4 separate regions of the Homo sapiens genome follow, and regions 1, 3 and 4 are each linked to region 2. Evidence: chromatin loops called from intact Hi-C (ENCODE). Cell type or tissue: PC-9. All regions are shown on one strand. Links, peaks and the distances in the headings refer to the core of each region. The heading gives the core; the rest is flanking DNA.

Region 1 (8,111 bases), core at 1,124-6,123, 96 kb before region 2:
AAGGGAATCACTTGAGCCTGGGAGGCAGAGGTTTCAGTGAGCTGAGATTGCCCTAATCCACTCCAGCCTGGATTTTTGTTGGAAGAAACAAAAAAGGCTAAAGAAGACCAGAAGTCTGCTCCTTTGTAAATGGGACTCTTGGGTGGTGGCATGAATATTACAGACTCCTGTTAACATCAGATGACAAAGCAAGGTCACCTCTTTGCTTCTAAGTCTCACATTGTAAAATTAATTTCACCGAACCAGATTCAGCAATTGGAAGAATGGCAGTATCGTAGGAGAGACTAGAACCCTCTCGTCATAGTTTCCCAGGTGATGGTGAAGAAAATCCTTGGGCCAACAGACAGAACACAGAAAACGCTCCCTATAATTAGGTGAAGGGATCCAAAGTGTAGGTGTGCCTATATCCATAGTAGTGTATTCAAAATCTGACACCACTAAGCATTATGATCTGGGAACCACCTGCATCCCATTGAGAACTCACTTAGATAGAAAGGTTTGTTTCCAATTCACATTCCAAGGCCTCATCTCAGACCAACCAACCATATCAGAATCTAGAGGTGGGGCCCATGAATCAGCTCTCTAGACTGTTCATAAGTCCACTAAGATTTCAGAACCCCTGCCCTGAAAGCTGACCCTCACAAAAGTTCCATCCAACAGGGAGTTATCTAGGGAGTGGTAAAAGGTAAAGACATTTGGCCCAGGTAGTGATGGAACCAGGGAAATTCTAGCCTAAGAAAAGCAGATAAAAGATAAGACGAACATGGTCAGAGTGATGACCGTTGACAAGGAAAGATGGCCAGGACCAACTACAGATTCCCTTCGATGTAGAATTTTAAAATTCTAAATCACTAAACTTTTGGGAAATGCTGAGTTAAGGGTGTTAAACGGTGCTATTAGCATAACTGTACCTTTTAAAACCAAATCACTAAACTGCTATTTAAACTGTTAAGCTTAAGGATTTTGAAGCTAATCGGATTATTTAGGATGTGATTTTAATGTAAGTAGAGTCCAAACAAGAATGGCAATTTTCTATTAAATCTTGAAGGTTTTTGAAATCAATTCATCTTAAATCTGAATTTGGGGCACTTGGTGCTCAGAGAGAAAGGGACATCTCAGTGGCATCTGTCTCCTAGTCACTGGTTAGCTTCATCTTGATGCAATGAGATGTAATATATTCCCTTCAGCTTTTTGAGAAAATGACAAGGAAGACTTGGGGTTATCTCTCTCATGCCTCCCTCATCCATGAGTCCTCTTAGTACTGTTCAAAAGATGACGGAACTAGAATGTAAGAAAACCTGGGTTCTGAGCTCTACAAATCCCCTAACTAGACTGGATAAGTCATTTAACCTTGGTAGGTTGCAGCTTCCTAGTCAGTAAAATGAAAAAGTTAGACCAGATTATCCTCTGGCTCTAACATTCGAAATGTAACATTACACACAATAGTGATGCTGTGCTTTAGGCTTTAAATAGGATTAAATAGATCCCATAAGCATGTCCATTTATTTTCCCCTAAAGAGAAATGTAATATGTCAAAATAATCCTGTTGTTAATATTGTGACTTGGAGTGGAAAAAGCATACATGGAAAGAAACAAACACTACTGTGGACTTCAATACCACTGAGTTCTAGGATCCTCGTCCTTCCCTCTCTCTTCCCACTGTCCTTTGATTCCCTGCCTTTCCCTATTCTCATCCTCAGTCAGCTAATTCCCCTTGTTGGATATACATGGAATATAAACCATAATACAATTTGCATATAAAACTCGCTTCTCAAAAATACTGTTGAGGCTAGTATCTTAGATTAGCCTGAAGAAGTTGTTTAAAAGCCCTTTTATTAAAGAGTTTATTTAAAGAAAAAAAACAGAATGTTTACACGGGCTTTAGAGCAACTTGGTTTTGAGTGTGTGTGTGTGTGTGTGTGTGTGTGTGTGTGTGTGTGTTTTGAGACAGGGTCTCAGTCTGTCACCCATGCTGGAGAGCAGTGACCTGATCATAGTTCACTAAAGCCTCAAGCTCCTGGGCTCATGCAACCCTCCTGCCTCAGTTTTCCCAGTAGCTGGGACCACAGATGCTCACCACCATGTCTGGCTAATTTTTACAATTTTTTATAGAGGTGAAGTCTCACTATGTTGCCCAAGCTAGTCTCATACTCCTGGTCTCAAGCAATCCTCCTCCCTCAGCTGCGACAGGATTACAGGTATGAGCCATCAGGCCCGGCCTGAGTGTATATCTTTTTAACATAGATTTTGGCTAGTTTCATCACATTGGTCTTTCTTTCATTAACTTATCTCTCCTTTTTGCATCACTCTAGACCCAGCTATTTCATCTGAGCTCCCCACAAATTCCTCTACCCTTCTCTATTACAAAAAGGCTCAATCAAAAATCTCCAAGGCATCCTTAAAAAAAAAAGGTAATATTTCCTGGCTTATATTTTATTTAAATACACTTGTAGGAGTTTTACCTTCCCAGATACCACTACTTTGGAAATTTTCACCTCCACTCTCCTAATACTTTATTGTTTCCAAATAAAATTTATAATAATTATTCATTGCCTCTTTGCAAATAAAATGAGCTCAATATCCGGCCAGGTGCGGTGGCTCACGCCTGTAATCCCAGCACTTTGGGAGGTCCGGGGGGGGGGTGGGGCAGATCACAAGGTCAGGGGTTCGAGACCAGCCTGACCAACATTGTGAAACCCTGTCTGTACTAAAAATACAAAAATTAGCCAGGTATGGTGGCGGGCGCCTGTAATCTCAGCAACTCAGGAGGCTGAGGCAGGAGAATCACTTGAACCCGGGAGGTGGAGGTTGCAGTGAGCCGAGATCACACCATTGCACTCCAGGCTGGGCAACAGAGTGAGACTCTGTCCCCAAAAAAATACATAAATAAAATGAGCTCAATACAATGGTGTGTCCTTTCTGTTTTCTATAGCAATAGGCTGACCTCCATTTCAGCATGGCTTAAATGAGTCATTTTGTATATTGCCAGGCCCTGGGCTCTGCCTGTACTATTCTGGTTACATCATTACCCACAAAAGATTTACAAACAGGTTTCCATGGCAAGCTACAAGAACAAATGAAAGAAGTCCAAGAGAAGTGTAAACAGAAAAGATAAGTCTCGGTCAATTTCTGATGAAACTGGAATGCAAGCTACCCAAAGCAACGACTTCAATCACCACAACTGAAATGATTGTCATTCCCCTGAAACACGACAGGAACCGCCCAATAAATGAAGACATTGGACTTTTTTATGGATGTAATAGTCACAGCTCCATGAGAAAGACTCTAGTAGCACAAGGGCAGTCACCTTCTGTATACCAATTTTTTTCCTTGTTTAATGGTCTAGACAAGTGTTACTGCTGTAATTTGTGACCCTACGTGAAATGAACATTCGTAATAATCTCCTTTTGAATCTTGATGTTTTCTGTAACCCTGGTAGCTAAGTGCTGATAACAACAATTATCTAAATGTTGCAAAAGGATGAAATCAGTAACAATGGGTCTACTGAAAAGAGGCAAAAATGTGAGTGGATATGAATTTATAACAGCAATAGGGCTAAAGCTGCAGGGCCCTTTCATGTAGGAGGATAGCAACACACACACACACTCATTCACATACACACACATTCTCACTCACACGTGCACACATACGTACACACACTTGTACACATTCACACACACTGTCACACAGAGAGTGCAGAAATGAAAGGAGACATTTTCACGCATCCACACAAAAGACAAAGATCAAACTATGACTCTTTCCTCTTTGCAGCCCTACAACTCTTCCTATCACACAGCAGGTCATCAATAAATGCTCATTGAATTGAAATATGGTACCAAATGCAGACTCAGGAAACCCAATGGTATTTAATAATTATTATGCAAATAAAACTGCATCTTTTCACACAGAAATAGGGGTGACTTGTTCTACCTCCCTTAGTAATGAGAAGCCATTCTGGACATCTTACTGCTAGACCTGGAATAATTTCTTGTTTCTCAATTCCCTCTCTTAAAAATTCCTCCCTTCCCAATCAATCCATGAAGATAAACTCAGTTCATTTGGTGTCCTACAAGATTGTTACAGGAGCGCATAAATACACTCCTATATACATATGTATCATCATAAGCTGAATGTATATAGAAAACAAAAAAAATTAAGGAAGTCCTCCTCTGGCCAGCTTTCCCCCATGGCCTCTCACTTGAACAGTTGTTTTGCCTGTAGCCACAGGTTTAGCAAAGAAATCAAAGTGAGATAAATCTAGCCAGGCATGGCGGCTCACACCTGTAATCTCATAATCCCAACAATTTGTAAGGTGGAACCAGAAACATCACTTGAGCCCAGGAGTTCGAGACCAGCCTGGGCATCACAGCAAGAAACCACACCCACCAAAAAAAAAATAGCTGGACATGGTGGCACACACCTGCGGTCCTATCTACTCGGAAGGCTAAGGCGGTAGGATGGCATGAGCCCAGGAGCTCACGGCTTCAGTGAGCCATGATCGTGCCACTGCACTCCAGCCTGGGTAACAGAGAAAGACCCTGTCTCTAAAAATAAAAATAAAATCAAAACAGAGTGAAGCATATATACCTTTTTCATAGACATATCATTTTTTAAAATGACATGAACCTACTGAGTAAATTATTAAACTAAAAGTGACGGGTATGAATTCAATGATTCCCATTTCTTCTTCTATAACCTCACACACTGAGTAGCCCACCCACCGACATGGCTGCTTTGCTCAGCTTGCTTCCCTCCTCTCCTTTCGCGTCCTCCCCTGTCTGGTGCCAGCCTGTGTTCTGTCCCTTCACACCAGCTTGCCATTGCTATTCCTGCCATCTGGAGTCGGTTTTCAGTATCTCTGTCTCATCAGCTCTCCATCTATTTTAAAATATCATCTGAAAACATATGTTCCCCCAACCACCACCCCTTTCAATTTCCTCTCTGCTTTTATTTATTTCATCTTGACTTCCTTTAGCTCTGAAAAACTCATCTGATTCACTTCAGAAAACTGCTCTACAAAGGGCCGTAACTGCATTTGATATGAAAGATTGTAATCTCTCAGATTTGAAATATCTCATATGAGTGGCCAGCACATGTTCTTCCATTTTATCTCCATGAAAGGATGGAAGGAGGGAGAAAGACTGTGAGCCAGGAAATGAGGGTATTTCCAACATTAAAATCACCTTGAATGTTGCAGATCAGTTGCAAGTGTTCACTGTTGCACACTCCTCTGTTGAACAAGGCCAAAGAAGCCAGCCCAAGATATTACAGTCACTGAAGTTTTGAAAGCAGGCTGTTCTGAACATCTTTGTAAACACTTATAACTCAATAAGAAACTGTTGAACCCCTATTTAGGTTTGCCAATAACAGAGTTGCAAAAAAATAAAATAAAATAAAAACAAGAAGTCCTCCTCAATCCTTTCTATTTCCCTTAAAAACACGCCCAATAACCTGGCCTAAAAAGAAACAAAACCCCAAAACAGGGAGGGGATGAATGTGCTTAGACACCCACTCAGTCAAAAACTTCCATTTCCAGACTGCCCGGCCATCACATTCTATTGACTCTTTAGTTTCCCTAATTAACCTCTGCTGCTGTGATCACCCCCTTTTAATTCTCTTGGCGAGCATTTACTAAGCGTGTGTGGGATGTGTGGTACCCGACCATTCCCCACCATCAGCCGGTCCTTTTCCACGCTGTGCTGTTGACTGTGTTTCTTTCATCCCACTTGCCTTTTCTTTCTTTATTCCCTCTCGCCACAGTGAAGAAGCTGAAAAATGAGGAGCTCACTCGCAAACTCTGCTCCATTGTCAGCTGTGCGGGCTGCCGCAGTTGTTAGAGCTGGAAGAATCGATGTTGCTAAGCAACACTTTTGCACCCTGTGTAAAAGATAAAGAGTGCAAAGCATGGCTCTGAGGATGAGGCCGTCCAGTTTCCCGTGAACCCTGGGGGGCTGACCTCTGTGCAATCAACAGAAAAATGTAGATTCTGTTAATACAGGGCTTGGGGAGGAAAGTTCTTCAATTTTCTTCCTTTTTCTTTAGATCATTTCTAATTTTCTCCAAAAGAAATATGACCTGATGGGCAAAGAGATGGATATCAAACCCCTAGTTTGGGTTTCCAGGATTGGTTTTGCTACAGATTTCCTTGTTGAACAGAGCTACTTCATTCTATATCCTTCCATGACTCCGTTTCTTCCCTGTGAAAAAGTGGAAATGAAAATCAGCTGCTTCACAAAATTGTAAAAGTGAAGTACTCAGCAATGACTAAACTATTATCCATTAGATGATGATAACAAATTTCCTGTGATTGGTCTCAGATGGCTCTTGTAACAGTTTTTGTTTCTTTGTTTGTTTTAATCGAAGTTTCCATTCCCACACATCGACCTTTCACGGGAACATTTTGTGGCTTTTTTTGGAAGGAAATACTCACCAGAATGTAACTTTAGAGACACAGGGGAGGTTATTTCCTTCATTCACAGGCCTGAAGCAGAAGTGGATGGACCAGGGATGGGGTAGAAAGGTGAGCCTGTCTCCTAGCCACATGACTCAAGTCTCCCCTCTGTGTCACTTCCTGAATTGAGGCAAGAAGTGAACAATCGGGAGACATTATGATATCATTTTCCATGAATTCTAATCATCTGTAAGGCTACAGCTTCTGTGATACTCAAATCCTTCCCTGTGGCTAAGGCTGCTAGGCAGCCTCACAGTATCGATTCTCAGTTCTTCCAAGGTAAGACTTCATGCCCAGATCACGTGCAGGCAATGTGGTCAAGTAACAGCTCTGGCTAAAACAATCCACGCAGAAGTGATGGGTAGAAATTTCTGGTAGTAGTTTTCACTCCTCCTTCTGCTACCCCTTCTTGTTAGAGGGAAAGTGGACATGATAAGAGCCACTGTGAAACATCTGGACAAAGGCAAGACCTAGAGACGGTGGGGAAAAAAGAAAACAAGCCTGGGTCCCTAATGGTTTCCCAGAGCAGAGCCCCTGCATTAGCTAGGACTTAGGTGACAGAGAAGTACATTTCCACCTTGTTTAAGCCACTGTTGTTTGGCTTCTCTGTCACTTGCAGCCAAACTCAGATCTTAAATACTATGTACCCCCACAATTTATGTTCCACTTCAGAAGCTCTTCCAGACCCAAGGAGTGTCAAGCACGCCACTAAAACAACTTTGTGCCCAGAGGAAACTCCAAATGAGCTCAATAAGTGGAAACTGTAATAAGATCTACCACTTACTGAATGCATCTTTCCACTATACCAAGAAAGTGAAGCACTTCTCATCTATAATTCAGTTTAGGAAACATCACGCTTTGACTAGCCAGCATCTATTTACTGAGCACCACTGTGTACAAAGCATTGTCCAAGACAGAGTAGAAGCCACAAAGGTAGACAGGGCAGGCCTGTCTTCCATAACATTCTCATAGGTGTGTCACAAAATGTAGCATTCCGTTAAGGGCTTAATTAAACTACCTGTAACTATCCTGAACAATTCATTTTACTTCTCTGCAATGTCAAACATCATTCCTAAGGTCTCATCTGCTCTAAATGTCCAGACTTCTACCACAACTGTTAATAAGCTACTTAAATGTTTCACCAAAGGCAGAAGTTAGGATTCTTACCCAATGCACAATCTAAACTTAGTCTCGAAATTCTCTATATCTTCTTTTTTTAACAGCTTTAATAAGATATAATTGGCTCACAATATAATGCATATATTTAGAGTGCACAACTTAATGGATTTTGATATATGCATGTCCATGAGACTATCACCACAATCAAGATAATGGACGTTTTCATCATCAACTGTTTCCTTGTATCTCTTTGTAATGCATTCCCCATCCTTACCCACTAACCCAAACCCAGGGAACCAACAATATGCTTTCTGTTGCTATAGATTCAATTGCATTTCCTACAGTTTTATTGAAATTGAGCCATATAGTGTGGACAAATTACTATTGTCTGGTTCCTTTCACTCACTTTGAGTTTCCTTTGAGTGCAGTTGTCTTACTGGCATGCTTGACATTTCTTGGATTTTCATTCTTTTGAGAGTCATTAAATATATTGATATTTCCTTTTCATTATGAGTACTATTGCATTGTATGAGTATAACAA
Region 2 (8,111 bases), core at 2,096-7,095:
AGCCACCGCGCCTGGCCCAGCCTTCTGTTGTTTTAAGCAACCACATTTACGGTAATCTGTTAAGGGAGGTCTGAGAAACTAATCCAACAATTTGGAAAGGTTTTCTAAAGTGTCCATTTTTCTCATTCTGCTCCCCTGCTCAGAATCCTTCTGGGCATCACAGCATCTCATCTCTGACTGATGCAAAATAACAGCTTCAATTCAATGACTCTGTTGAAATGTTTCAGAATTTCAGACATCATCCCAGAATTGAGGTGTTTTGGATTAAAGTGGCCTTTTTGCTTCAGGGCAAGAAGGAATCGGTCTCCCCTAATAAATTATAAATTCTTCAAGTGCTAGGATATCATGGATAATTCATCTTGCTACCCGAGCACAAAACTTGACATATTATAGGCACTCAATATGTGGTTATTAATTGACTGAAAAGACAACACAAGATCCTGGATTAGGCCAGGCCTAGTGGCTTACGTCTGTAATCCCAATGCTTTGAGAAGCCAAGGTGGGAGGATCACTTCAGGACAGGAGTTTGAGACCAGCCTGGGCAATATAACAAGACCCTGTGCCTACAAAAAAAAAAAATGTTTAATTATCCAGGCATGGTGGTGCATGCCTTAGTCCCAGCTACTCAGGAGACTGAAGCAGGAGAATTGCTTGAGCCTGGGAGGTAGAGGCTACATTGAGCTATGATTGAACCACTGCACTCCAGCCTGTGCGACAGAGCGAGACTCTGTCTCTAATTAAAAAACAACCAAAAAACCATCCTGGATCTGGTACATCTCTGAGTAGTTAATAAGAACTTGGAAGGCAGAATCGTCCAAGGATAATTTAAAGTAGATGCTCTACTTGTTGATTATTAGAAGTGAATTATACAATGCAATTAATCTCTTAATGCAACTTGGGTGTTATAATCTGCTTATACCAAACATTTAAAGGATCATTAAGAATAGATTTATTAAGAATACAAGATCTAGAGATCCAAACTCTTCCTGATATTGAAATGTCCTTGTAGAACACAGAAAAATGATTATTATGCTTGTAGAATAAAACAAAATGCTAATTTAACCAGCAAGTACATAAAGCTATGTAATAGATTTGTCCTTTTTATTAACCAACTGTATTTTATTGTTTGAGGTAAGTAATATCTGAGGGCTTCCAAATTACCTTCTTATAATTCATCTTCCTCCTCTCTCTGAGGACCAAGAATAGAACATTTCCAGAAAGGAACTAGGCATTGCTTTCTGTTCATTTGTTCCTTTAGAAGTGTTCCCCCATTTATAATTAATAATGCCTGAAGTATTTTTTATTGATGGAGGAACCTTAAACTACTTAGAATAAAGGGATACAGTTTCATATACAATATGTTCTGTGTTGGGCTTAGGAGCATCCACAGGTGTTCTTACTCAATTTGCCAATTTCCCACCTGGGATCTCACCCCCAAGTACTCTTAAATCTGATATAGTTTTAATGAACACTCCTAGGAGCTTATGATATGCCAGCAGTAATCTAAGCACTCCACATGCATTGACTATGCCTCACAATAACCCTACTAGTATTATGATAACCCCATTTTATAGATGAGGAAAATGAGGCACACAGTGTATAAGTAACTTGCCCAAGATCACATAACTAGTAAGGCAAGAATCTGGATTTTCATCCAGACCATCTGGCTTTGGAGTTGAATTCTCACCCACCGTTCGATATTAGGATGAGCTGAGCCTTCTTTATAGTACATGGATACCAGGTTAGGAAGTCAGAGTCAAAATTTTTCCTATCAATGGAAGTTCTTATCTTTGGAATGTCCTATCGTATTGCCAGGACAACACCTGAGTTTGTTGTTACTTTGCTAGGCCTATTCAGAAGGAAAGAGTGAAACCAGCATTTGCTACTGGCTTCTGTGATTCCATTATGTAATTATTTGACCACACGCCCAAAGGCTTTAACAATAGGTACATTATAACAATATTGTTGCTTTTAGCTGAAGGCATTCTATATGGTGAGTCACTCTTATCAAAAACCAAATCTCATCAATTTCAGAATCATTTTCCCAGCCCCTCCCTTTGTAAATATGACATGCTTTCCCACAAAGCATTTGATGATCAAAAGCTTCCCCAACTTCTAAAACTAGAAATGATGCAGGAGACCTAGAGACAGTGGGAGGCATGAAAGAATGACAGTCAAATATCTGTAAAACAAAGTTTTTAGAATATCTCTTTTACAGGCTTAGCAGGAGTATTAAAGGGTTATTGATTGCTCTTCTCAAAGGGGTCCCAAGGTTTTTGTTTCTTTAATGACCTACTCAGTAGAGGGTATCTTATGGGTAATCCATCATTCCCAGGTTCTCAAAAAATCTGCTTCTTAGTAGATAAACTCTTCTAGGCAATGCAATTTCTAGACACTTCATTCATTCATTCACTCATTCCCTCTCCTAATTTGATAGACTTTTTTTTTCTTTTTTTTTTTGAGATGGAGTCTCTCTCTGTCACCCAGGCTGGGGTGCAGTGGCACGATCTCGGCTTACTGCAAGTTCTGCCTCCTGGGTTCACACCATTCTCCTGCCTCAGCCTCCTGAGTAGCTGGGACTACAGGCACCCACCACCACGCCTGGCTAATTTTTTTATAATTTTAGTAGAGATGGGGTTTCACCTTGTTAGCCAGGATGGTCTCAATCTCCTGACCTCATGATCTGCCTGCCTTGGCCTCCCAAAATGCTGGGATTACAGGTGTGAGCCACCGCGCCCGGCCAATAGACATTTTTTTTTAAATGCCAGTCATTGTGATAAACATCAGGAATAAAATAAGAGGGTACAATTTCTGGCCAGGCGTTGTGGCTCACACCTGTAATCCCAGCAATTTGGGAGGCCAAGGCGGGTGGATCACTTGAGTTCAGGAGTTCGAGACCAGCCTGGCCAATATGGTGAAACCCCATCTCTACTAAAAATACAAAAATTAGCTGGGCATGGTGGTGCGTGCCTGTAATCCCAGCTACGAGGGGGGCTGAGGCAGGAGAATTGCTTGAACCCAGGAGGCAGAGGTCACAGTAAGCCAAGATCATGCCTTGCACTCCAGCCTGGGTGACAGGCCTCAAAAAAAAAAAAAAGAGGACACAATTTCTGACTTCAAGATGCTCACAGTCTAAAAACAATGAAACATAAAAAAATATACAAACACCTTGAATACCAATGACGTGATGAGAGTCCCTAGAAAGACTGACTCCGAAGGCACACTTTATTCCAGAGGTGGAAAATCTCCAGGACTGACTCGATGTTGAATGTTCAGCGATAAGAAGTTTGCTGGGCAGTCAGGAGGGAACAGAGCACTGCAGACAGAGGGAAGAGCGTGTTCAAATGCACTGAACAAGCTCCCAATGCTCCCAGGATGTAGCAACCCAATCACAGGGATGGGGTGGAGTGGAAGGCTGACAGGGAGGAAGAATGGGAGAGAGAAGGTAGAAATATGGGGGAAGACGTGGGTGAGCACCTGGAGACCTGGAAGCTACAGCAGCCAAGAGATTCAAGGAAGCCAGAGATCTGAGCTCACACAGCTAGTAGCTGGAACTGGACAGAAAGTTGATTATTGGTGGCTGCAAAGAAATTTGAGAGCCAGAGCCAAAAGCCTGAAATGGTCGGAAACCAGCAGGGGTGCAGGAGTGATGAGTTGGGGAAGCTTCAAAACCCATCCCCACTGAAATCACCATTATCTATCCCTTCATCACCCACGCTTGGATGATACAATCCAAGTTTTAAGGGCTACACTAGCTGTACAAACACTATTTCAAGCCAAGTCCTACAGAGCTCCTTCCAACCAGATTGCTTGTCCAAAGCCCTCCTCTATAGAAATTCTAGAGCAACCACTGAGCAACAGAAGGACAAAGGGAGAAAAAGGTATGAATTCCACAACCTCATTTTGAGTAATAATTGATAATAATTATAGCTGATATTGATTGAGGGCTTACTCAAGCACAGTACCATATATTTTCCTTGCATTGTGCCCTTGATTCTTTATACAGTCTTGTAAGGAAGCCCGTAATGGACTGTCACTTACAGTGTAGCCATGTTTATTTGTTGTTGTGGAGATTTCTTCAGCACAAGAATTATCTGCTGTTGAAATCCAGCATCTTTTCACATGCATATTATTTTTAAATGTTGCAAATTCAAAGATAAAATACTATCATGATATTTCTCCCATTGAAGAATGTAGCTTCCCAAAACTAAAATGTATTTTTAAAATTTATTTATTATTTTTTGAGACAAGGTCTTGCTCTGTTGCCCAAGCTAGAGTACAGTACCGTGATCATAGCTTACTGCAGTCTCGAACTCCTGGGCTCAAGTGATCCTCCCTCCTCAGACTCCTGAGTAGCTGAGACTATAGGCATGCACCACCATGCCTGGCTAATTTTTTTTTTAATAGAGATGGGATTTCAATATTTTACCAAGGCTGGTCTCGAACTTCTGGCCCCAAGTGATACTTCCCCCTCAGCTTCCCAAAGTACTGGGATTATAAGTGTGAGCCACTGCCCCCAGCCTTAAGTGTATTTTAAAATATTTAGATTCTACAAAGTTACAATAAATACTGTCAAGTCTAGCAACTCTTTTTTTAATAGAAAAAAAGTTATTGAAGTAAGCATTGATACCAAAAGCAAGCCACGTAACTGTTTAACAACAAATCATTAAATCATAGAGACTTTGACTATCTAACTGTTCATTTGGAACTAATTACTAATTTTTATGACCTCAAGTTCAATAACTGATCACCTTTAAAGAATTATTTTGTAATCTTTGTTATTATGAGAAATACAGTGTACTCACTTAAATGTTGTTTACTTAAGGGAAGGGCACCTTTTTCTAAGTCTCACAAAGCCACTATATGGGCCAGCAGCTGTCCTGGGAGTGGAGCCAAGAATAGAGAAAGGGAAGTCCTATACCCGTACTTTGAGGCCACACAGAGCCTCTCCCCAGATCTGTCCTGCACAATCCAATTACATCAGCCAACAAATTCCTTTCAGTTTTGCATAAGCTACTTTGGTTCAAGTTTTCAATCATTTGCTACCCCTCGCCCCGCCGCCCTGACCCCCACCCCCTGCCGCAAAAAAATACTAATACACAGAGCTATGTAGTCAGATGTAATCTGACATGACTCACTTCAGGGAAATCAGAAAGGAAGCTAATGATGTAGATCAAGGGAAAAATGGGTACTGTTTGTATAAGGCACCTGTAGTGGGGACAGATTCAAGAGGTGATCAAAGCCAGACTGGATAGAGAGAACTTGAACACGAATGGGACACAGGAGAGAAGTGCACGGGAGTCATTGAAACGACTCCCACTTCTAAGTACATTTTAGAATTTCACAAATTATTAACTAATAAAATTAGATAATTTCCTAGCCCTGTCAACCCTCCTTTCTCCTATCTAGATGACTGTCAAATCAATCCAAGCAGTCACCCTAGAAATGTCAGTAGATACAGTCATCCTTATGAAAGGAAGATCTTCAAATTTTTGGAGAGACATCACTCAACAAGACTAAACCACAAGGAAGAAACAGCAAATGATAATAAAGGAGGAAATACACCTAGCTCAACTTGAGTGACAGCCATAAAATTAACCCTACTTAGGGTGTTTTCTAAAAACATAAATCTTCAAGTTGTCAGGGTGATGTTCAGCCTAAACATCACAACATATCCAGATGTACAGTATATTCTAGTAATTAAATTGACTATCTGTCACCAGGAAGGACTTTTATTCCCACTGAATATATTCCATCCATGAACCTGCCAGACCGGCTCAAAACATGAGACAGGTGCTTTCAATGACTGGCTAAATACTGGATGTCAGCCATTTAGTTGCATAACTGTCATTCCAAGAGTTGAAAAACAAACTCATCTTCACTGTTTTTATACCATGTAACCACATACCTCCCTCCCTCTCTCTCCTTAGAGTTTAAAGTATACATGCAAGTAATTTAAAATATACATGTGAACTAGTCAAGTTTAAAATAATCACATGTATATTTTATACTCTAGGGATAGTAAATTAGCTCTCAGTAAATTCAAAGTTACCAAAATATACTACAATCCAACAGAAATATTGGTGCTATTTGATATTAATTACAAGCACTCTGTAAATATTTTTTATTCATTTCATAAGGGCTGTATATTCCCACAACCAAAATTAAAGCAATTGATTATACCAACACAAAACCCTCCAAAGAGTTTTGTTTGTTTGTGTCACTGGCTTTTATTTTATTTTACTTATACATTTGTTTATTTATTTATTTTTCAGATGGAGTCTCACTCTGTTGCCCAGGCTGGAGTGCAGTGGCACAATCTCAGCTCACTGCAACCTCTGACTCCCGGGTTCAAGTGATTCTCCTGCCTCAGCCTCCTGAGTAGCTGGGATTACAGGCACGCACCACCATGCCTGGCTAATTTTTGTATTTTTAGTAGAGACAGGGTTTCACCATGTTGGTCAGGCTGGTCTCGAACTCCTGACCTCGTGATCTGCCTGCCTTAGCCTCCCAAAGTGCTGGGATTATAGGCGTGAGCCACCACGCCGGGCCTATATTTTTATTTTTATTTATTTATTTATTTATTTATTTATTTATTTATCTATTTATTTTGAGACAGAGTCTTGCTCTTGTTGCCCAGGGTGGAGTACAATGGCACAATCTTGGATCACTGCAACCTCTGCCTTCCGGGTTCAAGAGATTCTCCTGCCTCAGCCTCCCAAGTACCTGGGATTACAGGCGCCCATCACTAAACCCGGCTAATTTTTGTATTTTTAATAGGGACGGGGTTTCACAATGTTGGCCAGGCTGGTCTCGAACTCCTGACCTCCAGTGATCCGCCCGCCTCAGTCTCCCAAAGTGCTGGGATTACAGGCATGAGCCACCATGCCCAGTTGTCACTAGCTTTATTTTGGCACTATTGATACTGGAGACAGCTCTTTATTTCTGAATCTCTCCACTTGACTGGCTTCAAGGACACTACTCAGCTTGTATGCAGTACCAGAACTCTTCTGAACAATTCATTTGACAAAAAAATAGTTTTAACCACTCATTGGTATCACTTTGACCCAGTCTATGTCAATATCATTAAGCATTCTTTTAAAAGCTCAAGATTTTGCTCTAAACTTTTTCTGTATAATGCTATCTTTCCTCTAATACATGTCCAAGCTTTGCTGCGAAGGAAATGCATGACAGCATTTTTCATGAAGTGCGAATTTTTTTTCTCGGATGTTATTTCGTTTTCTCACATTCCCAGTTAGCAGTTGTGATGGATCTCATAGTTACAAACTAAAAGCATGATGAAGATACATTGGCACAGATTCCTCAGACAAATCGTGGCATATTTAATTTTGCTCTTCCACTTGTGAAAAAAATGGTTACTTCTCTTCTAGTGAATTTTATCCAGTGATTTTCTCTAGCCATGGCACTGAGCCCTGGCTGTGCATCAGAATCCCTATGAGGTTGTTTAAACATACAGATGCCCAGGGCCCTGCTGCCAGGAATTCTGAAGCTGTAGCTGGCATTTGTATATTTAAAAGCTCCACAGGTAATCTTGATGGACAGCCAGGGTTGAGAACTGCTGTTCCACAATATGTCTAGAAGTTTTTCTTCTCAGAGAATGGAGTATAAAGTTGCATTAATTCCCAAATTTTGAAAGCAGCAATTAAACATTGATCCATGTTTGTATATTGTGACTCAAATAGAGAAGGGGGCTGGAGTGAGATAAAGAGAAAAAGGATTACAGCTTTGTCCCCCTGTGAAACCATCCCTAGAAGCTGTATAAAATTTAATCAGGGAAGAAGTGGGGAAGGGGAGAAACAAAAATGAAAATAAGTCAGGCTTACAGCACACTCAGCATTGATCACAAGGTCAGCCTTCTCTCTGGCCTCCTTCCTCATAACTCTTTGGGGACCATTCTCCTAGAAACACATAGACCCTAGATTATGGTTTCCCTTTACAGCTCCATAGATGGCAACTTGAGCATTACAGAATGTTAAGTTTTCCCTTTGAGATATTCTTCCAGGTCCTACATACCAGTGAAACTACTGATGTCGGCTGGTCTTTGAGACCCCATGAGAAGCTAACTCACCAAAAAACGCAGTTTCCATGTC
Region 3 (8,111 bases), core at 1,589-6,588, 110 kb before region 2:
ACCTATCTGCCCCGTAAACACACAGATTGAGCTGCATATTCCTTTATTTATTTTTCCTCCTTTGAGATGGCCAAGGCTGTTAATTTTCAAAAGATCGCAGTTATAGAAACATTTGGAGGAAGGACGTGCACAGACATATAAGATCATTATTTGTTCTTTGTACTCTGCCCCACCACCCAAGGTAGCTCCACCTCTGTCCTACATTGAACTCTCCTTTTTCATATAATAAAAGAAAATCACTAGAAGCCTTGAACAATGACCAATATAGAATCCTCAGAGAGGGGCGGAGTATAGATACTGTATATCAATAAGTCTTACGCTATTGCTTTGAACAGCATGTATTATGATCCTTTCCTGGTAAGAAGAGAATTCTATGATGTCTCAGCTAACTCAGAACATAAATCTTCACAGGTGAACTGTAAAGCATAGAGAGACGGTTCTGGTGGCTGTGATTTTGTAATAAGCACATAATTTATAATGCATATAAAATATGGCTGACCATAAAGTAATGAAAGCGATTTCTTAACAGCACAACACATAGATACAACAAAAGCATGTCATCACTTTCTAAATAGATACTTTGGATATGATATCCATATTCTGTGATCTTGAGACTGCTCAAAACTCTGTGAAAATTCCTCTTTTGATATTGCATTCCGTGCATGAGACATATATTTTTGACTCTTCTCAATTGTGGTAAATATTCATACTTTGAGGGCGAATTTCATTTTTGGGAACAGCTGAGTCATTTGGGACTAACTCTGGCATATAAGCTGGAGAAAATTGAATCAAAGACAAGATTCATTCATTGAATAATTCAACAACTATTCTGTTGGATGCTGTACAATATGAAGTTAGCCTTGGATCTTAGGGTCTCACAGACTAGAGGGGAAGATAAGCATATACATAAATCATTGTAATAAAAATAATTTTCCCACAGAGATTTATGCAGCTCTGGTTGCTTTTAACTAGGACTACAATGGAAAAGAAGCAAGGCTGGGTTTCTGGATTGGGCTTGGAAAGTGGTTCTAAAAACAGATCTAGAAGGAGGTGTCCAACCTGTTTGAGTAAATGCAACTTTGATGGAATGATTATATACCCTCCCAACAGTGCTAATTCTGGCTTATTCAGATATTGATATTCTGGTAGGTGTCATTTTTAAAATGTGATCTGGTTTTTTTGTTTGTTTGTTTTTTGTTTTTTGAGATGGAGTATCACTCTCGCCCAGGCTGGAGTGTGATGGCACAATCTCAGCTCACTGTTAACCTCTGCCTCCTGGGTTCAAGCCATTCTCCTGCCTCAGCCTCCCAAGTAGCTGGGTCTACAGGCATGCACCACCACGCCTAGCTAATTTTTGTATTTTTAGTACAAACAGTATTTCACCATGTTGGCCAGGCTGGTCTCGAACTCCTGACCTCAAGTGATCCACCCACCTCGACCTCCCAAAGTGCTGGGAATACAGGCATGAGCCACCACACCTGGCTGATCTGGTATTATTTAATAGTCACATTCCAACCCCAACAAACTGCAATCATGACTTGATAATCAAATGATGCAAAAATTTTCCACTGTGTTTTTCTAAGCTGGCCTAAAATCAATGGGGCCACCATTTGAGTTGTGGGGAGCTCCAGCAGCTGGCACAGGATGACAAAGGCTTTCATGGGAAGCAGGGGAAAGGCAGTCAGCCATGGGGATGTGAGGCTTGTTATGCACAGGAGGGTTGATCAAATAAGTAAACACATAGAAAAAACCAGGAGCCAGGTTTCTCATCATGGCTCCTAGTGGGAAAACTGAAGGTGGAGATATTGGTGGGAACTCATTTTTAATAGTACCTATAATAGATAAAGAAATTGATATTTAACACACACATATAAACACATACATTTCCTAGCTGTGTCCACTGAGAAGGTCCAGGAGCAATGACACTCCAATAGCAACAAGCATACTTAATGTCCCTAGACGGTTGGTTTCCAAAGACTGTTCTTCACTAAAAGGAATCAAGCATCCTCGGAGAAGTGATTGATTCCAGGGATGGGGGAGGAAAAATATAAGATAAGTCTGGAACATCTCTACTGTGCCAGAAAGTAAGGATGTACCCAAAGAATGATGGAATTGTGTCATAAGGACCTGGAAACTTGCTCATAAGGGCTCCCATGGGCCAGGTGTGGAACAACTTAAGGATAGAAATAAATCATGATAGTGATGGATTATAACCCATTGAATAAAATATGAAATTGAAGTCTATACCAATAAAAATAAAAATACATGAGCAAATTAAAAGTTTGATGAGGTCCAGGATACATCATGTCAATTACCTTCATCAAATGATGAAAGTGAACATCACCAGGTTTGGTGCCACCTGATAGGATACCATGAAAAGAACATAGCACCCCTTTCATGAAATCCCTGCCAACCATGCCTAACCTGAATATAACCATGAAGAAACATCACCCAAACCGAAACTGAGGAACTTAACTGGGCTTCAAAAGAGTCGTGAAAGTCACCAAGCAACGAAGGAACTCTTGCAGGTTAGTGGAAACTGAAGGAACATGATGATTGAGTACAAGGCATCATTCTAGATTGGATCCTTTTGCAATAAAGAATATTTATTTGGGCAAGTGGCAAAACTTTAATGGGGTCTGAGGATTAGATCACAGTGATAAATAAATATTAGTGTTCTGATTTGGATGGTTAGAATGTGGTTATGTAAGAGAATGCCTTGTTTGTGAGAAATACACACTAAAATATTTGGCAATGAGGAAACATCATTCTGGCAACTTACTTTCAAGTGATTTCAGGAATAAAAATGTTCTTTGTAGTGTACTGAAAATTTTTTGTAAGTTTGAAGTGTTCCCCACCACCACTAAAAAAAAAAAAAAAAAAAAAAAAAAAAAATTAAGACTGTGTAGAGAGAGTGGAATAAATGGTCCAACTCAGCAATGGGCTATTTCCTCACCTAATTCCGATGCCCATTTTGATCCTATACCAGTGAACTATCACAAGGATGGAAAAAGTACTGTACTTATCACAAAGGACTTGAAAATACATTTATTTAAGAAGGGAAAATTATGGGATATGCAGGAGGGATGCATTTTTTTTTTTTTTTTTTTGAGACAGAGTCTCACTCTGTCACCAAGGCTAGAATGCAGTGGCATATTCTCGGCTCACTGCAACCTCCAGCTCTCAGGTTCAAGCAATTCTCTTGCCTCAGCCTCCCAAATAGCTGGGATTACAGGCGCCTGCCACCACACCTGGCTAATTTTTGAATTTTTTTAGAGACGGGGTTTCACCCTGTTGGCCAGGCTGGTCTCGAACTCCTGACCTCAGTTGATCCACCCAACTCAGCCTTCCAAAGTGCTGGGATTACAGGCGTAAGCCAGCGCACTTGACCTGAATGCACCCTTTCTTTGGTGACTGTTTCATTAAGCAGGAGCGCAGTGCTGAGGAGAAACATTTACACTTACCAGATGCCATCAGAGCCCCTTTGGTATAAAAGCCTTAAAGATTCTTTAGAGAATAGAAACACAAATAAGTTAGGAAGGCCTATCAGGGAAAATGCTGGACAGCATAGCATGACCCCAGGGTAAGCAATAGTCGATTTAAATTGATTTCACAAATGGACTTTCAAAATGAAACTGTGTAGTTGTTGTATTTGACTATCCAGGAAGTTTTTGTCCCTTCTTCTGGGCACTCATCATGTCCCTCCACCCCAGTAGCAGCACCCCACCTCCTTGTAGCAATGATCTGTTCAAGGGGTACACTGAGAACCAAAAGAGCCCGTCTGAGTTCTTTCTGAAATATTTTTGCAATGCTTGAAGAAGGAAACTCTCTCTTTGCACTGCAGTCACTTAGCTAAGATCATCAGCCACTATATACCGCTCCTCTCAGAGAAGTCCTCGGTGGAAGAGAGAGAATAACGCCAGTGTGCAAAGAGGAGGCCAAGGCAGGAGGATCACTTGAGCTCAGGAGTTCGAGAACAGCCTGGGCAACATGGCAAAATCCCGTCTCTACTAAAAATACAAAAATTAGCCAGGCGTGGTTGCGTGCAGCTGTAGTCCCAGCTACTTAGGAGGCTGAGGCAAGAGGATGACTTGAGCCCAGGAGGTGGAGGTTGCAGTGAGCCATGATTGTGCCACTGCACTGCAGCCTAGGTGACAAATGTGCAAATGTGCAAAGGCAAGTTGGGAAGGAAGAAGCTACACTCTTACAGGTCTGCCTATGACTGGAACAGATACTCTGGCATCCTTCCAGAGGCAGCGTACCTTTTCTTACTGAAGAGCCTATGGCCTGGGCTTCTCTCATTTGTCCCCAGAGAGTCCTGACTAATACAATTGTCATCTTGGGAAAAAAACCCTAGTATAAATAACCTGAATTTCCAGCACAGTTCCCAAGTATTTGGGTAGCACAAGCTGGTTTTTCAGGCCCTAATCACCTGCTGGATAAACCAGCCACTGTGGTCCCAGATTGGGTATTAAATTCTGCAGTCCAGAGAGATGGGAGTGGCTTTGAGACTTTCTCAAATTTCTCTGCACCCTTCATTTAACCGCAAGTGGTCACAGTGTGTGGTTTATGCGTTGAGTGTTGAATGCAGCTATACATACATTGTTGCCTCATTCACAGATTGCTTTATGTCTGTATGGCTTGCCTCCTCAGTTACACTGTAACAGTTTTATGGGCAAGAGTCTATAGTTTGTTTCTCTCTCGCTGCAATCACTGAGTAGATACTCAATAAACAAGATTGAATGGGTAGAGCAAATATAAAAGGCCAATGTTAAAACTAAGTCTCAGCCTGTAATCCTAGCTACTGGGGAGGCTGAGGCATGGGAATCACTTGAACCCAGGAAGGATCCCAGGAGGCAGAGGTTGCAGTGAGCCGAGATCGTGCCACTGCACTGCAGCCTGGGTGACGGAGCAAGACTCTGTCCCAAAAAAAAAATAAAAAAATAAAAATAAAAAACAGCAACAATGAAGTCTCTTGAGGGAAATAAAACTAAAGAGAGTAGAAGAGTTCAACCAGAAATTAGAAATTCACAGAATTCAGGATGGACGTCTAAGAAATACTGAATGAATGAAATAACCTTGCCTTCTCCCTCCTGCTCCATTGCCAGCAACATTCAAGCCAAAGCACAGGGGCATACGCACTAGCACAGAGAGAACCCGGTTGCTGCCAAGACTCAACATGACTTTACCACCTGGTCTGGTCATGGTTCTTGGTCAACTCATTAGGAAGCTTGGTGGGGAGTTTACGCATGGCTAGCCCTGTTGCACATGAATGCTTTTTAGAAAAGAGACCAGTGGGTTAGTGCGGAAAAATGTGAAAGGGTTATGCCAATCTGATTTCCTCTAGCCTATGGTAGTGTCACTGGGCTTGTCACATTCACTGTGCCTGAATAGCTTCTTCCCAGCCACCAACCAATACCACTTGGAAGACAAACCTACCAGCGATTTTGAAAGAATTGCCTTCTAAACTCGCTTGATTTTCATGTGAGGACCCATTATATTTCTCACGCTCCATCACATGCTAATCTTGAAACATTTATATTTCTTCCAAAAGTAGAATGCCCTTCTGAGATTTTACTAAGTCATAGCTACTTTCTTCTCATTGTTTTAGAGATGTGGAATTTTTCCAATTGTGCATTTTCAGTTAATTTGTTTTAAAACAGCACGTAGGCCAAGTATGGTGGCTCGTGCCTGGAATCCCAGAAGTTTGGGAAGCCGAGGCGGAAGGACTGCTTGAAGCCAGGAGTTCGAGACCAGTCTGGGCAACAAAATGAGAACCTGTCTCTACAAACAACAAACAAACAAAAAAACTTAATTAGCCAAGCATAGTGGTGCACACCGATGGTCCCAGCTACTTGGGAGACTGAGGCTGGAGGATCATTTGAGCCCAAGAGTTAGAGGCTGCAGTGAACTATGATCATGCCACTGTACTCCAGCCTCAGCGACGGAGTAAGACCTTGTCTCTAAAAATTAAAATTAAAATTAGAAATAAAACAACATATATACAAAAGCTCATTTAATTAATACATTAAAGCAATTTTCTACATAAATATTAAGAAGTGTATATGTGTTAAAGTAAAGTTTTGTTCTAATATAAATGCACAACTATGAAAATATATATAAATGTAGGACCTCATGGCAACAGGACAAAAGAGGCAAAAATATGCACTTCTCATTTACATCTCACTCGGCAGGGCAGGCAAGTCTCTCAGATATCATGAATAAACATTTAAAAATGTTTAGATATACAGGAGGAGCTTTTATGGAAATCTGCATTTTTTTCATTTGGGATTTTCTTAAAATGGGCTGTATCTGTACTTTTCCTTGTCTTCACAGTACTTCTTTGATAAGATGTACTTTGAAAAAAAAATCCATAAATATGTGTGTTTTCAACCAGGAGAATCTGGCGTTGTATTGGTGTACTAATGTAGAAAACAAGCAAAAGAGACTAGGCAATGCAGTTTGTTGCCCATTTTCACAATTTCCATAGGAATTAAAGAGTTCGACTCCGTGTTGTTATCATTTAGGCCCACATGAAATAGAGCCCTTTTCTAGAAGTGTTTAGAAATATCCCAGAAAAATATTAGCTTATCCAAAACTGCACGATTTGTGTAAGGAGAAATCAATGACATAACAGATTTCTCATTTTTCTGTCAATTGTGCTAAGACCCTATAACTCAAACAAGGTGATGCTATTTCCAGATGGCTATAGCTGCTCCCTATAGGTTTCCTCTCAAACATAAAAGTTATTCTTTAAAAACACTGCAGCCAATGAATGATATAGAGAATTTCATTTCTGAAGGTGCAAATTAGAAATCAGTGTCTAGTCGGGCATGGTGGCTCACACCTGTAATCCCAGCACTTTGGGAGGCCAAGGCAGGAGGATCACTTGAGCTCAGGAATTTGAGACCAGCCAGAGCAACATGGTGAAACCCTATCTTTACTAAAAATACAAAAATTAGTCATGTGTGGTGGTGTGCACCTGTAGTCCCAGCTACTTGGAAGCCAAGGTGGGTGGATGAGTTAAGCCAGGGAGGTGGAGGTTGCAGTGAGCCATGATCGTGCCACTGCACTCCAGCCTAGGTGACACAGCAAGACCCTGACTCAAAAATAAAAATAAAAATAAATTACTGGAAATCAGACTTCTAGTGAAACTAAAAACCAATGACAAAGACAGATACCAGTTTGCTGAAGAGTTCAGTCATGTCTCTTATGACTGCCACCCATAGGGAATGTTCTCTGCCTGAAAGATCTCCCTGCACCCCAACACCAATCCCAATCAATTTGGTTGTCTGCTCAACTACCCATCTACACTCAGCAGAACCATTAGTTTTCCAAGGGATGTCTCTTAACCTACCACCCTCCCTCACCAAGAATTTGCCTCTCTCTCTTCTGAGCTTCCATCTCACCAACTGTATATTCATTTCCAGTAAAACATATGACACAGTGTCACATTTATTTATTTTTCTATCTCTGTGAACTCCTGGAGAACAGGGAAAGTTACTGTCTCCTCCCCAGACCCCCCACCAATGATTAGCAGTGTCTATTTTAGTCAACAATAAATATTTGCTCACTAAATAAATGAGTCAGTAATTTTTCTGAAAACCAAGTTCATGATCTCGTTTTGACTTTTTATGGAAATTTGTGTGAGATGAGCCTGGCTTGTTAGGGTACAACACATAATTAAGCTTTTTTTTATTGATGACCCAAGTTCATTCTCACTTTAGAAAACACACACTGAGAACCTCTGCCTGTTGATATGTACAGAATGCCACCTAGAATCCCAAAAAGTCTCTGTCTCTCCTCTTTTTTCAGACTTTCTCTTCTCCCAGTTTTTAGTAAAACTGCCTCTAACAGAATTCACAATCCACCTCTCCTAATTGGCAGCCTTTAATCTGCTAAGGGCAGAGGAATTTGATAACTAAGCTTATTAAACTCATGTGACTAAAATGAAATAGTATCTGAATTGGTGCCTATCGAGTAATAATGTCTTGGAGCTTTGGAATTTGGAATGTGTGACAATTAGTTCCGCTGTTTGAGGTCTTGGAAATTACTTCATGATTTCTCCACCCTAGTTTGCAGCCCTGACCTCGGTATAATTGAGATTTTAC
Region 4 (8,111 bases), core at 1,303-6,302, 75 kb after region 2:
CAATAACACTTTTTTACAAAATGGGTGGTGGCTGGATTTGGTCCTTGGGATTTAGTTTGCTGAGCCCTTGTGTAGAACACACCTTGGAGTTATCCCAACCAAGGGTGAAGAAGTTGGAGTATTTATCAACAGACTCTAATCCGTCATTGGTTAAAAATTGCTTCTAGGAGCATTAATTCTTCAGCACCTCTGGCTGCCCCTGCAGACCAGTGGAAAAGCCCCTCGATCCTGCTGCCCCCCATATCTGATCGATCACCAGGTATGCTGATTTTTTTTTTCTTTTTTGCTAGTTTCTTTTTGTTTTTGTTTTGTTGAGATGGGGTCTCACTCTGTCATCCAGGCTGGACTGCAGTGATGTGATCTCAGGCTCACTGCAACCTCTGCCTCCCAGACTCAGGTGATTCTCCCACCTTAGCCTCCCGAGTAGCTGGGACCACAGGTGCACACCACCATGCCCGGCTAATTTTTGTATTTTTGGTAGAGACAGAGTTTCGCCATGTTGCCCAGGCTAGTCTCGAACTCCTGAGCTCAAGCAACCCACCCAACTTGGCCTCCCAAAGTGTTAGGATTACAGGCATGAGCCACCACTCATACAGCTCATTACTCACGGTAGTTAACGTTCTAAAACATTGCTGCAAGCACTGACTTAGCGAATACTCAATGGAAGATGCTGCTCAAGGCAGGCCCCAATTCCCCACACCCACACTGCATGAGGCTCTTCCCTCACCTGAGTCCCAGGGTCGAATCTTAAGAGGATGTCCTGAGAAGCCTTGGTTTGCCCGTGGATCCACACGGTGCTCCCTGGGGGGACTCTTTTCAGATGCCTGTGTCTCTTTTCAAACAGCCCAGAATCCTCAGGGGAAGCACTAAGGTGAGCATCTCTCAATTTCAGCAAGGGAGAAAATCCCAGCCTTGGTTTTCAATTGATGGAGTTTGAGGGGCTTGTTTTGGAGACAGAGTCTCACTGTGTCACTCAGGCTGGAGTGCAGTGGCATGATCTCAGCTTACTGCAACCTCTGCCTCCCGGGTTCAAGCAATTTGCTGCCTCAGCCTCCAGAGTAGCTGGGATTACAGGTGTGCACCACCATGACTGGATAATTTTTGTTTTTTTTGTTTATTTGGGGTTTTTTTTGTTTTTTGTTTTTTTCAGACGGAGTCTCACTCTGTCACTCAGACTGGAGTGCAACGGCGCGATCTCGGCTCACTGCAACCTCCACTTGCCAGGTCCCAGCAATTCTCCTGCCTCAGCCTCCCGAGTAGATGGGATTACAGGTGCTCGCCACCATGCCCAGGTAATTTTTTGTATTTTTAATAAAGATGGGGTTTCACCACATTGGCCAGGCCAGTCTCAAACTCCTGACCTCAGGTGATCCGCCCACCTCGGCCTCCCAAAGTGCTGGGATTACAGGCATGAGCCACCACACCTGGCCTCTAATTTTTGTTTTTTCAGTAAAGACAGGGTTTTGCCATGTTGGCCAGGCTGGTCTCAAACTCCTGACCTCAAGTGATCTGCCCACCTCGGCCTCCCAAAGTGCTGGGATTACAGGCATGAGCCACCATGCCCAGGCTGCTGTTCTGATGTGTCTTATTTGGATAGTTGGGAAAAAAAACTTTTCCCAGAAGCACTTTCTTCCCACCCTCGTTGTGGAGACATGGATCACAGTCAGGGCTGCTGTGGGCCTACACTTTGCCTTTATGCAAACTGGAGATGGGATCCTCTTTCTCACGCAAGACTTCTCCTTGGAGACACCCCTCTGGTTGAATTTGGGAGTGATTGTGTGTGTACATGTTCCCGACAGTGTGGTCTCAATGGAAGATGCTGAGAGGGATTTATGATCTAAAACTGCATGGTCCAATATGGCAACCATCAGCCACATAATGCTATTTCAATTTAATATTAAATTAGTTAAAATTAAATAAAATCAAAAATTCATTTGTTCGTCAGTTGTACTGGCCACACTTCAAGTGCTCAGTAGCTACATGTGGCTAGTGTCTGTTGTATTCAAAAGAACATTTTCATCAACACAGAAAGATCTATGGGACAGAGCTGCTCTATAATTCAGCCAGAAGGTCAGAAGCTTCATGCCTGAGCACTCTTGTCAGTTAATGTATGTGTATGATGTGAATGATGCCCTCTTAGGTGTGGTACCTTCGGACTGTGTGCAACATGAACACCGATGTGTGGCGCCCCAACTGCATGCTCATTCATAAACCAAGACTCCTAGGATTGCCTTGGTCTTAGACCAACCAGGAGTCAGTCCTGGTGTTTGAAATACCTCCTCTCACTGCATGTGACCACTCAAAAGAGAGTGGAAACTACAAAATCAAGACTGCGGCAACTGAAGCTGGACGTGGGATTATGCCTGTAATCCCAGCACTTTGGGAGGCTGAGGCAGGAGGATCAGTTGAGGACAGGAGTTCAAGACCAGCCTGCACAATAAAGCAAGACCCCTGTCTCTTCGAAAAATAATTTTAAAAAGTTAGCCTAGCATAGTGGCATGGTGGTATGCACCTGTAGTCCCAGCTACTTGGGAGGCTAAGGCAGGAGGATCGCCTGAGCCCAAGAGTTTGAGGCTGCAGAGAGCTGTGTTCATGCCACTGTGCTCCAGCCTGGGCAACAGAGCAAGGCTCTATCTCTAAAGAGTAAAAAATACATTAAAAATAAAAATTTTAATTTAATTTTTTTTTTTTTTTGGGAGATGGTATCTTGCTCTGTCACCCAGGCTGGAGTGCAGTGGTGTGATCTCGGCTCACTGCAACCTCTGCCTCCCAGGTTCATGCAATTCTCCTGCCTCAGCCTCCCAAGTAGCTGAGATTACAGACACGTGCCACCATGTCTGGTTAAATTCTGTATTTTTCAATAGAGACAGAGTTTCACCATGTTGGCCAGGCTGGTCTCGAACTTCTGACCTCAAGTGATCCACCCGCCTCGGCCTCCCAAAGTGCTGGGATTACAGGCATGAGCCACTGCACCTGGCCAAAAAAATTTAAAAAAATTTAAGAGACTTTGGAAACAAGAAGATAGGGTGGATTACAATTGGCATACAACTCATAAGGTGATCGTATGAGTTAAAATAAAACATCCAGAGCAGTGTGTATAATCCCTAGAGCATAAGTACCTAAGGGATCTTAGCTTAGGTACTTTAATCATAATCATTATTGACTGATCATCGCATCTCCATTGTGGTTTGACCACCGCCAGAGCAGAGTGTCTCACAAGAATGCCAAAGAAGCACTGTGGGGATCCCCATTTCCTGCTGGGCACAACAGAGCAATGGAAGACACTTGTCCCATCTTCTCCCATTGTGGCTTTCCATGAGGGCATTCCTAAGTGTCTTGGCCCTCTGGTACCCAGGGGCCTTCTGAGTCCTCTAAGAGGGGTTGGTTGTGTACAACAACAGCAGATGCTGAACTCCAAGGGCTGGCCGAGGCAGCCTGGGCCAAAGAAATTGGGCCCTCCTCCCCCTAAATGAGAGTGCAAATGAACATGCCTGTCACAGCCACCTCCAGAGAGATGAAGGCAGATTCGTAGAGATGGGATCTCCCAGATAAAACCTTATAAGAGCTTTGGGCTTCTTGGGAAATAGTCTCGATGAGCACAACAAACAGAGTTGCTTTTATCTTCTTCGCACTCTAAAGACTGAGTGTTTAATATTCCAAAGCAGGCCAATTTGTCAAACAAAATAATGAACGTTCGTGGTTAGAACTATGCAGCAGCATCAGACACTTTGACTTCAAAGGCTACACCCTCTTTCATTATCAAAGATTACTAAATATCAACACATTAGGATGAAGCCCACAGTTCATTAATGCTGAATATAATTGCATCAGGCTGTCCATACTGGCTTTTCCACTGGGCTGAATCTGTTGTTTATGGAGATTTGCTGTAGGGAATATATTTGCATATATAGTGAGAGTAAATGCCTAATAGAGGAAGAAGTTTACCTCTAAGGTGGTGGTCTTCCCTACCAGACTGGGTCTCCAGGCACAGCTCTCTGCCACCTTCTATTAATCTCATTGTCACTTGACTTAGAGCAAATACAAAAAAGTGGTTAAGACCCAGCTAGGAAAATGGGTCAATGTACGGAATTAACCTGAAAGAAATTTGAGGAGTTCTTTGTTTGTTTTCAAATTCTCTATTGCTTCTGTGCATGAACTCCATGTAAAATTGCAGTAAGAAAATTATTTATGTCTGAAACAGGTTAAAATATCTTTCTAGACATCATCTTGAATTTAACCACAACTGTACTTGTATCCCCAAAGCAAAACTCTGGAATTCCACTGAATGGTGGCATCATCTGGTGGACATAAATGATACTGCAACTCCCCTACAGTTTCTGTCATCCCTCTGTGAGAAATATTAATTTCTTAATTGTGCTAAATTACTCAGAAATTATCGTAAACCACAGAAGTTTCTTCTATTAAGCATCTTCAATTAAGCTGCACATCTCCAAATTGGTATAGCCCTCCTAGACTGTCATAAAACTCTTATAATCTGATAGAGTCTGAGACTATTTTCCATATTTTTTTTTTTTTTTTGAGACAGAGTCTCACTCTGTCACCCAGGCTGCAGTGCAATGATGTGATCTTGGCTCACTGCAACTTCCACCTCCTGAGTTCAAGTGATTCTCCTGCCTCAGCCTCCCATGTAGCTGGGATTACAGGTGTGCGCCACCACACTCAGCTAATTTTTTGCATTTTTAGTAGAGATGGGGTTTCACCATGTTGGCCAGGCTGGTCTCGAAATCCTGACCTCAAGTGGTCTGCCCACCTTGGCCTCCCGAAGTGTTGGGATTACAGGTGTGAGCCACCGCGCCCAGCCCATAATTTTTAAATTGTTTGGTATATAGATCTTATCTCACCCCAGCAGGTCATGAACTCCTTGAGGACAAGTCGTTCAACTCTTTTTTATACCTCATACTTCCTACTATCTTAGTGGGTTCTCAATAACGACTTGTCCAGGACCGAATAATTCACACAACGTATGGATATGTACATTAAAGAGAACAGAATGTGCAACTGCAAGTGTACAGAATTTGGGGACAAAATCCCAGGGATCTCCTCATCTCTGTTGGTGAGACTGTAAATTGGTACAGCCATTATGGAAAACAGTATGTCAGTTCCTCAAAAGACTGAAAATAGAATTACCATATCATCCAGCAATCTCACTTCTAGGTATATATCCAAAGGAATTTATATCTCCACTCTTGTGTTCACTGAAGCATTATTCACAATAACCAAGATATGGAAACAACATAGAAGTCCATAGACCAATGACTAGATCAAGAAAATGTGGCATATATACAATGGAATATTATACAGCCTTAAAAAATAAGGAAATCCTGCCATTTGCAACAACATGAATGAACCTAGAGGATGTTATGCTAAGTGAAATAAGCTAGACACAGAGAGACAAATACTGCATGATCTCACGTAAACTTCTAAACAAACTCTAAAACTTCGACTCCTAAACAGGTTCTCAAGAAGTTGAACTCCTGGAAGTAGAGAGTAGAGAGGTGGTTGCTAGCGGCTGGAGGGCAGACGAAATAAAGATGTTGGTGAAAGGTTACAAAATTTTAGTTACAAGATTAACATATTCCGGGTTTCATGTACAACGTGGTAGCTATAGTCGATAATAATGTTTGTATACTTGAAACTACTAAGAGAATAGTAAACAGATCTTTTTTTTTTTTTTTTCTAGATGGAGTTCCACTTTGTCATCCAGGCTGGAATGCAATATTACGATCTCGGCTCACTGCAACCTCCACCTCCCAGGTTCAAGCGATTCTCCTGCCTCAACCTCCTGAGCAGCTGGGACAATGGGCACCCGCCACCACGCCTGGCTGATTTTTGTATTTTTAGTAGAGACGGGGTTTCACCATGATAGCCAGGCTGGTCTTGAGCTCCTCGCCTCAAGTGATCCACCCGCGTCAGCCTCCCAAAGTGCTAGGATTACAGGCGTGAGCCACTGCGCCCTGCCGAGAATAGATCTTAAATGTTCCCACCACACACAAAAGAATAGTAACTATATGAAGTGATGGATATGTTAATTGTGGTAATCACTTCATAGTGCATATACATATATCAAAACATCACATTGTACATCTTAAATAGAAACAATTTTTTTTTTGAGATGGAGTCTCACTCTGTCACCCAGGCTGGAGTGCAGTGGTGTAATCTCAGCTCACTGCAAGTTCCGCCTCCCAGGTTCACACCATTCTTCAGCCTCCTGAGTAGCTGGGTCTACAGGCACCCGCCACCACACTTGGTTAATTTTTTTTTTTTTTTTTTTTTTTTTTTTAGTAGAGACGGGGTTTCACCATGTTAGCCAGGATGGTCTCGATCTCCTGACCTCGTTATCCACCCACCTCGGCCTCCCAAAGTGCTGGAATTACAGGCGTAAGCCACCGCACCCGGCAAATATAAAAAATTTTTACGTGTCAAAAATAAACAAATACACCTGCTGTAGTGGCTCACACCTTTAATCTCAGCACTTTGGGAGGCCAAGATGGAGGATCGCTTGAGGCCAGAAGTTTAATACCAGCCTGGGCAAAATAGCAAGATCCTGTCTATACAAAACCAAAAATTTTTGAATTAGCCAGGCATGATGGTGCACATCTGTAGTCTCAGCTACTCACGAGGCTGAGGTAAGAGGATCAACTGAGGCCAGAAGTTTGAGGTTACAGTGAGCTATGATCACACCACTGCACTCCAGCCTGGGCAGCAGAGCAAGACCATGTCAAATAAATAAATACATAAATAACAAAACACCAGGGGTTCTTGCTCCAGATCCTCCGTTTGATAGCTGTGTGGCATTTGAGCAATATCTACAAGTTGCTTTTTGCATCTGTAAATTGAGTATATTAATAGCTCTCTTGCAGCATTATCTTAAAAAATCAATGAGATCATTGGAGTGAAAGAGGAGTGTCAACTGTGAATCATTATTAGTTGCTCTTACTGTCCTTTATCTTCCTCCTCCCTGGACAGTTGAGCGTGCATTTTTTGCTTTATTGATATTATGTCCATCATGGTCATTGTGCCATAAAATGGCAAGATAAATTGTCCCTTGAAGCCAGGATCATGCTGGCCATCTCTCTTCTTGGATGTACAGAATAGACAAGGCTCCTTCTTACTCTGCCACCCCGCCCCAACCAAAACAAACAAACAAAAATCTAGGTACAGGAAAGAGGAAATGTGACTTGGCAGCTGCTCACCAAAGACAACTGGAGTCATCTACTTGATTGGAGGTTCCACATGATGAAATTGGACAGCCACAGGGTTGGGAGCTTGTGGGCCCTCGGAGGAGGTTAATAGAAGGGCAGTTTGTGGGGAGGTGAGAGTTCCCTCTCGCCCCTCTCATATCTGCTCTAAACCAACCACATCTAAGACACTATTTATACCTTTGAGCACCAACCTGTAAAATTTCAACAGGAGGAAGGATCCCAAGCAGCAGATTTCTCCCTTGGAGAGCTGGTCTCCAAGAGAAAGAGGGAATTGAGCTTCAGGGAAATAGATTTCATTTCTGTATAAGAATAAATTTCCTAATAGTCCTGGAGGGAGCGGGACAGAGGGTATTCCAAGTCTAGGGGACTTCCTCCCACTGAAGCTAGACAGAGGGGCTAAGCATCACAGGGCTGGTAGAACTGACCAGCCTTTGGGCTGAGATCCAATTTGTGAGGCTGTGGTTTCCAGTTCAGTTGACACTGAGGAAGTGGACAGTCCCTCCCTATCTACACCCTACAGCCTCTGCCAAGTGTTGCTCTGTGGACCAGCCATGAGGATTCTCCAGGGAAACACAAGAAAGACCGCCTGGCAGAGAGCAGCACATCCCTTAAGATGCAGCTTCTAGTCCTGCCCTCAGGGGCTCAGACCCAGGAACCAGGGAGTTGCTAAGTGCTCTGCCCAGCTGAGGGGTGGATCTCACTGTCTGGGACCAAAGGCTCCCAGGGTTCTCAGCTTATCTCTATACACAGATAATTTACCCTTGACCTTTCCTTACCAACACCCCTTCTCCTTCACCAGAATTTGCTTACCCCTGCAGCAGATGCTGTAAGTCCTGCTCACATTCCCTCTGCCCACGCTAGCTCTGCCAGGCAGCCTCTAAGATGGCT

The links. A loop is a pair of places that touch in the nucleus more often than their neighbours do. Peaks named below come from ENCODE experiments on the same cell type or tissue, not always from the same donor. Only the 100,000 strongest peaks of a DNase experiment are listed, where the experiment ranks them.
Region 1: a loop joins it to region 2, with 3 times the contacts of the local background. A loop is called at or near these places in 5 of 110 quality-filtered maps.
Region 3: it touches region 2 in a loop (10-fold over the local background); 5 of 110 quality-filtered maps call a loop at or near these places.
Region 4: a loop joins it to region 2, with 7 times the contacts of the local background. A loop is called at or near these places in 4 of 110 quality-filtered maps.

The regions. Positions count from the first base shown.
Region 1 is chr10:21,094,588-21,102,698 of GRCh38, forward strand. It overlaps a transcript of NEBL not described here. Among named protein-coding and RNA genes, the nearest start is that of NEBL-AS1, 75 kb to the right of the region's middle. RefSeq lists an enhancer at 3,013-3,307. In PC-9, for the core only: no CTCF peak of the experiment used is centred there; a DNase peak (open chromatin) is centred at 3,084; H3K27ac peaks cover 3,161 bases.
Region 2 is chr10:21,189,750-21,197,860 of GRCh38, forward strand. It overlaps a transcript of NEBL not described here. Among named protein-coding and RNA genes, the nearest start is that of NEBL-AS1, 20 kb to the left of the region's middle. In PC-9, for the core only: no CTCF peak of the experiment used is centred there; DNase peaks (open chromatin) are centred at 4,992 and 5,802; H3K4me3 peaks cover 1,074 bases; H3K27ac peaks cover 2,495 bases.
Region 3 is chr10:21,079,671-21,087,781 of GRCh38, forward strand. It overlaps a transcript of NEBL not described here. Among named protein-coding and RNA genes, the nearest start is that of NEBL-AS1, 90 kb to the right of the region's middle. RefSeq lists a silencer at 4,892-5,045. In PC-9, for the core only: no CTCF peak of the experiment used is centred there; a DNase peak (open chromatin) is centred at 4,381; H3K27ac peaks cover 1,554 bases.
Region 4 is chr10:21,265,846-21,273,956 of GRCh38, forward strand. It overlaps a transcript of NEBL not described here. Among named protein-coding and RNA genes, the nearest start is that of NEBL-AS1, 96 kb to the left of the region's middle. In PC-9, for the core only: a CTCF peak has its summit at 4,332 (motif pointing left); a DNase peak (open chromatin) is centred at 4,296.